Regions from separate parts of the Homo sapiens genome. Here region 1 is linked to region 2. A link is a loop called in an ENCODE intact Hi-C map of the cell type or tissue named here. Cell type or tissue: PC-3. All regions are shown on one strand. Links, peaks and the distances in the headings refer to the core of each region. The heading gives the core; the rest is flanking DNA.

Evidence for each region. Hi-C counts contacts between places; a loop is a spot of excess contacts. Peaks named below come from ENCODE experiments on the same cell type or tissue, not always from the same donor. Only the 100,000 strongest peaks of a DNase experiment are listed, where the experiment ranks them.
Region 1: it touches region 2 in a loop (5-fold over the local background); 4 of 110 quality-filtered maps call a loop at or near these places.

Annotation. Positions count from the first base shown.
Region 1 is chr13:68,926,017-68,928,957 of GRCh38, reverse strand. No RefSeq gene overlaps it. Among named protein-coding and RNA genes, the nearest start is that of LINC00550, 42 kb to the right of the region's middle. In PC-3, for the core only: a CTCF peak has its summit at 1,308; no DNase peak of the experiment used is centred there.
Region 2 is chr13:69,322,940-69,325,880 of GRCh38, reverse strand. No RefSeq gene overlaps it. Among named protein-coding and RNA genes, the nearest start is that of LINC00383, 100 kb to the right of the region's middle. In PC-3, for the core only: a CTCF peak has its summit at 1,567 (motif pointing right); no DNase peak of the experiment used is centred there.

The DNA.
Region 1 (2,941 bases), core at 207-2,706, 400 kb after region 2:
ACACAGGTATAAATACTAATCGTTGTTTTAAGTTCTTGAAAAACTGTCAAAAATTTGGAGTTACTGATAAAAATGGTAGGAAATATGTACTGTAACCATTTGAGACATCTCGACTACAACATAAAATTCATATTATAGAGTAAAATGCCCCATTATTAAAATTAGTCTCGTTCGTGTTTATCATTTCTTAAATGCTTTTAAAGTCTTACTTTTCGCATTTCAAGAGTGGAGCCAAAATGTCAGGTTAGTTCTATAGTGAAAACATTAATTATAGCTTAAAAACTTATACTAAAGTTTTAAAAAATTTACACGCAGAATGATTCAACTTCTACAAGTAATAACTTTTATCATTTTGTAAGCAGAATGGACTATAATGTGTACTGAGTACACTACCATTGATCTTGTATACTGTGATTGTTTCAGTGTATAGATTTTATAAACCACATCATTATTTAATTTCAATATTATCACTAGTTAAAATGCTAGTTTAATCTATTAGTTTTTTAGGGCTGCTGTAACAAATTACCACACACTTGGCACTTAAAACAACAGAAATTTATTTTTTTCACAATCCGGAGGCCACGACTCCAAAAGCAAGGCGTAGATGGGGCTGCAACTCCTCTTGAATCTCTCAGTTTCTGGTGCCTGTTCTCATTCATTGTTTTATGGCTGCATCAATAAAATCTTGACCATCTTTACCTTGTGCTCTCCTCTGCTGTGTCTGTTTAATAATTCTCTGTCTCACTCTTTGAGAACACTTATAATTGAATTTAGCCCACTTGGATAATCCAGGACCAGCTCCTTCATTCAATTACTTAATCACATACTTTGCCATAAAAATTAATATTCACACTGTACACATATCTTTTTGGGGGCCACGATGAAGCCTCCAATAGTCTCACATTTCAATTAAAACATATGGTTTAATCAATTATGTTCTTTGAAAAAATTGTTTTAACTGTAATTTATGATCAAATGAATTTGTAAAACATAAAGATTGTATCACTATGACCTATAAAAGAACCAAAGATATTTTCCAATCTGAACAAAAAAAAATAGTGCTTAGAAATTCTTTTTCTTAATAACTGTAGAAAAAAAATTACTCTCTATGACTTATTTCATGACATAGTTTCTTTGGTTCAAAAGCATTTTTATTATCAAATATTGCTTTAAATAGTATAGCCTCAACAATGAAGCAGAAAGTCAAGTCCAGTAATGCATACATATATTTATGTCTAAAAAGTAATGAAGCATCTTTGGTGATAGGCAAAAATCTAACCTTTTGTTTGTTTGTTTGTTGAGACAGGGTCTCATTCTGTCTTCCAACACTAGAGTGCAGTGGTGCCATTTCAGCTGACTGCAGCCTGGTCTTCCTGGTCTCTAGCAATCCTCCCATCTCAGCTTTCTGCGTAGTTGGGATCACAGGTATGTGCCACCACACTAACTTTTTTTTTTTTTTGGTAGAGATAATGTCTCACTATGTTGCCCAGGCTGATCCTGAAATCCTGAACTCAAGCCGTCCTCCTGCCTCAGCCTCTGAAAATGCTGAGATTACCTGCATGAGCTACCATGCTTGGCAAAATCTAACTTTTAAGAAACTTTCAAAAACATGCTTTTAAAAAAAATCAGTTATAAAACTATTGAGGATAATATTTAGAGATCTTTCATAGCTATTTACTGAATTTCAACTAAGTATTATTTTGAGTGTTCTACGATACCTTGTGTAATATAATTGTAATTTTTTATTGTTTCTATTGACCTACAGCTTTTCATTGTAAATAAAATAAAGTCACTGTGAATAATATACTTCTCTTTTGTCAGAATGTAAAACTTTAATCCATTTGCTTCATGTATCTAAAATTTATTTTTGATTTGATTTGAATTATATATACTTAATGTATTTGTTGATACATTTAACAATTTAATTAAGTAGTCACCATTAATTTACCCTCATTAGAATTTATTTTTTAAAATTAAATAAAAAGTGACAAAACTAATTTTGTTCATCTCAGTTATGTTACTTTATATGTGATGAATTAATTTGTATTGAAAGTATAGTTGGGTTTACAGGTAGTTAGTAAACAATTCTTTAAAATGCTGTAGAAGTTTATAGTTAACTATGTTATAAACATTAATATTTCCACATCTAAATTTGAATGTGGAACAGTGGTTACCTAGAAAAACATAAACATTTCTTTGAAGAAAATCAGAAAATCTTGAAAGACAAGACAATAAACTGCTGTAGAATTTTCAACCTGCAAAAGTTATGCATATATATATATACATAGGTATACTATTTGTTTCCTAGCTTCCTTTGCCACTTCAAAAGTCCCAGAGATTAATGTTTTAAAGGCGACAAGAGCATGTCAAGAAATAAGAACAGAGCTTATTTTGTACTGAGGCAACAGAAATATCATGTTGTAAACATGTTTATTAACCTTGGCTTAGAGAGCAGACAGACAGCCTACTGCTGTGTTAATAACCAACCTGAAGAGGACAAAATGAAAATGTAATTATGTGACATCAAAAGCTTATTGATTTGTCAAAATGCAATCTTTCAAGCATTTTTTTTACTATTATTCTGCCAGAATTCTCTCTCATTAACCTCTTCATATTTTAACACCAGGAGTATCACCATTTATGAAAAATAAATGTAACTGAGATAATTTCAGTTTATCAAAAGATGTTAATTTAAAGGTTTTCTAGGAAGAAAAATATTAAAAATTATAAAAAAGAGTATGGACACTAGTTTTATGAAAGTTGTATTTTAAAGTTATTCATGCTTGAAGGAGTGGCAATGGATATATATTTCTTATTTTATTTGTTTAAAGGATTCCAGGTATATATGCAATACTTGCTATAACTAGGGAAAAGAAGGCCATGACCATATAGTCAATTTAAAAACTTAAAATTATAAATGATATTATTACGTTTAGGTACA
Region 2 (2,941 bases), core at 280-2,779:
TGTCCCTGTTGTAATATTAAGTGAGAAAAGTGTATTCTACAATATTTTGATTATTTGAACTACATAAACATCACTAAGTCATAAGCATTTAAAATCCTCTTCTATTACAATGAATTGTTTCATTCTTCACTCTCATTTTGTTTCAATACACTCCATATTCCCATTAGTTGAATCTACCTGAGAAGTTGTCATTTGGGGATTCAAGAGTGAATGAATAATATTTGAAGGGCAAGAAATCTGGACAAGGATATTATCTCATGTTTAAAATAATGTCTTATTGCAATTTTACACAGATAATGGAGAGGTATCATGATTCTTAAAATCTCAATCCCCCAAAGAAGAGTGAATTATAAGTTCCTTAAAAGACCTTTACAACATAGGTTACATAAAATTAGCATTAATATTAGAGTGGCTATGAACATTTACATTATGTTATAAAATATTGTCTACAGCCAAAAATAGTATATCTTTTCTGACATATTTAAGATTCATATGTATATTTGATATGTTTGTATGCAAGGTTAGTCTTACTCGTGCAAAATATAAAGATTCAGATACTTTACAATCTTTATAAGCTCGGTGAAATATATATGCACCCCATATTTCCAAAAACAGAAGAAAAAGAAGAAAGGAATAAAAAACAGGCAAAAGGAAAAGAAGTAAAGCAAATTGCCCCAAACACAATGATTAGTCATGTCGCTTCCCAAAGCCTTGATGTTTCTTTAATAGAAGAAAGGTCAATGATTTTTATGTATAAGCAAAATTAACAATTATAATTTATCAGTATTCTAAGTGAGTTAGAACACTGCTGAAAATGTTTGATTGGATTTTAGATTCAGAGCAAGTTCTGATTGTGGAATATGAGATTTTGGGTAATGAGGGACATCATGATTCAGCTTCCTCATGCTCAGGGGAATCTGGTACCAAAGGAGAGGAGAGGTCTATATTTCACAATTGTAAATCCAATATATGCTTGCTCACTTCACATAATGTCTGATCATTCCTGATAATGTAGATATACTTGTATAATGTTCATATGTTTAATTTTGAGCTTTAACAAAAATAATTCTGCTACTTTTGATAAGAAACCTATATATATAAAAATTCAAAATATTAAACTAGTAAAATATGTTAGAAAAATGTGTTTTGACATTATTTTGCACAAAATATTGGAAATGTTTTTATTGCTGAGTTATCAATTTCTACAGTTATAAAAATAATGACTTAATTAACTTCCTACTAAATATATGTTCCCATTGCAGTGTGTTCTATTTTGGGGGGCAGGAGGGGGAGATTGGCTTTACTTGTGTCACTGACACACAAATGGCTACATCTGGAGAAAATTTTGAGACCTATTATATTATCTAGAAAATCTTTGTATACATAAAATGAATTCCAAGCAATTGTAAAAGAATTCTAGTGTTAGAAACACTACTTAAATATGAGTAGTAAAATATAGGGCAAGCTACCAAGAAATATCATTACTAATAAACACTTTTTGGAAGAGGGGGACATTTTTCCAAAAGAAAAAAAAAGTCACTTATGTATTAAATCCAGAAGGTGGCAATCTTGTACTATTCATTGTATTATGCACACGTCATTTTTCTCTTCTCTCTTCTATACACACATACACACACACACTCACACACTTAGATGTACGTATGCATATTTAGAAGTCTAAACACATAAAACTGCATGCATGCATTTATACAGTGGATACTTGTTCACATGGCAACATTGCAATATAATTTATATCATTGTCCTATTTTGCCAGGTATATGGAGTTAACAATATATTTTAGTACTTAATTTGGAATATTCACAAATATATCAAGAAATAGTTTTTGATGCAAAGTTAGTGCATACATGCATTATTGAATAATCATTTTATGTTTCATCAATTATGCAATACAGTATTAAGGCAAAAATAATTTTGTTATGGAAAATTCATTTTCAAAATTGAAATATAATTGTATCAATATAATCAATTGTTTTTATGGTTTTATTTGGGTTGTTTGCAGTGAAGCACAAACATATCAAGTAGGATAGAAAGTCAGTTGTGATAGTTCAATGTATTTAAATGCAAATTTAACATACATAGTAAATTGTAATTCTAGATCAAGGAATAAACAATATGAGTGAGTCAAATATATTAGACTTCAATAACCAGATAACTAATTCTTAGTTATGTAAACTATTCTTAGGGATGATGTCTCCAGCAAATGTGTACCTACATGAGATCTAGAGGCTAAGTAGAAAATAAAAGAAGAAAATAGCTACAGACGAACATGTGGTTTAAAAAATTAAGACTAAAGAACAAAGAAGTAATTTCAAATCGTTTTAAAATATAAATGAATATGTGAAGTAATCCTACAGATGTGTAAAGACTTTATTTCATTTTATTTGTGACAAACCAAATTCTATTTTTTTCTAGGTTATACAACCCATTTCGTTCATTTATGAATCAATTTTCTGTATCATTTTCTTTTCACTTGTATGGAGACAATGTGATACCGTGGACATAACATGGGGCTTTAGCCTAAAACCAAGCTGGATGCATGCTCTTGCCTCCTGCAAACTAGTAACCTGACCTTGAGCAAGCTACTTAACCTGTCTGAGAAACCTACAGCCTGTTGAGGAAATAAGGGCAACGTTACATAGAGTACAAAGTTGTTGCGTGTCATAGTTCATACTTTATAAAAGTTAGTTTCTTTTATACTTTCAAGTTTTGTTCTTGGTGTAGTATTTATAATGCTAGGTAGGAAATTCAAAAACAATTTTACATTATGGCTTTTATGGTGCTTTTGCAAATCTGATTACAATATAGGAGTCTTTTCTAAGTGCTCCACGTTTTATTTTCCCCAAGAAAACATATAAATTCGTGCACTTGTAAAATTCTGTTTTTTGAAACACTCAATTTTCACAAAAAGTAGGATCATTTT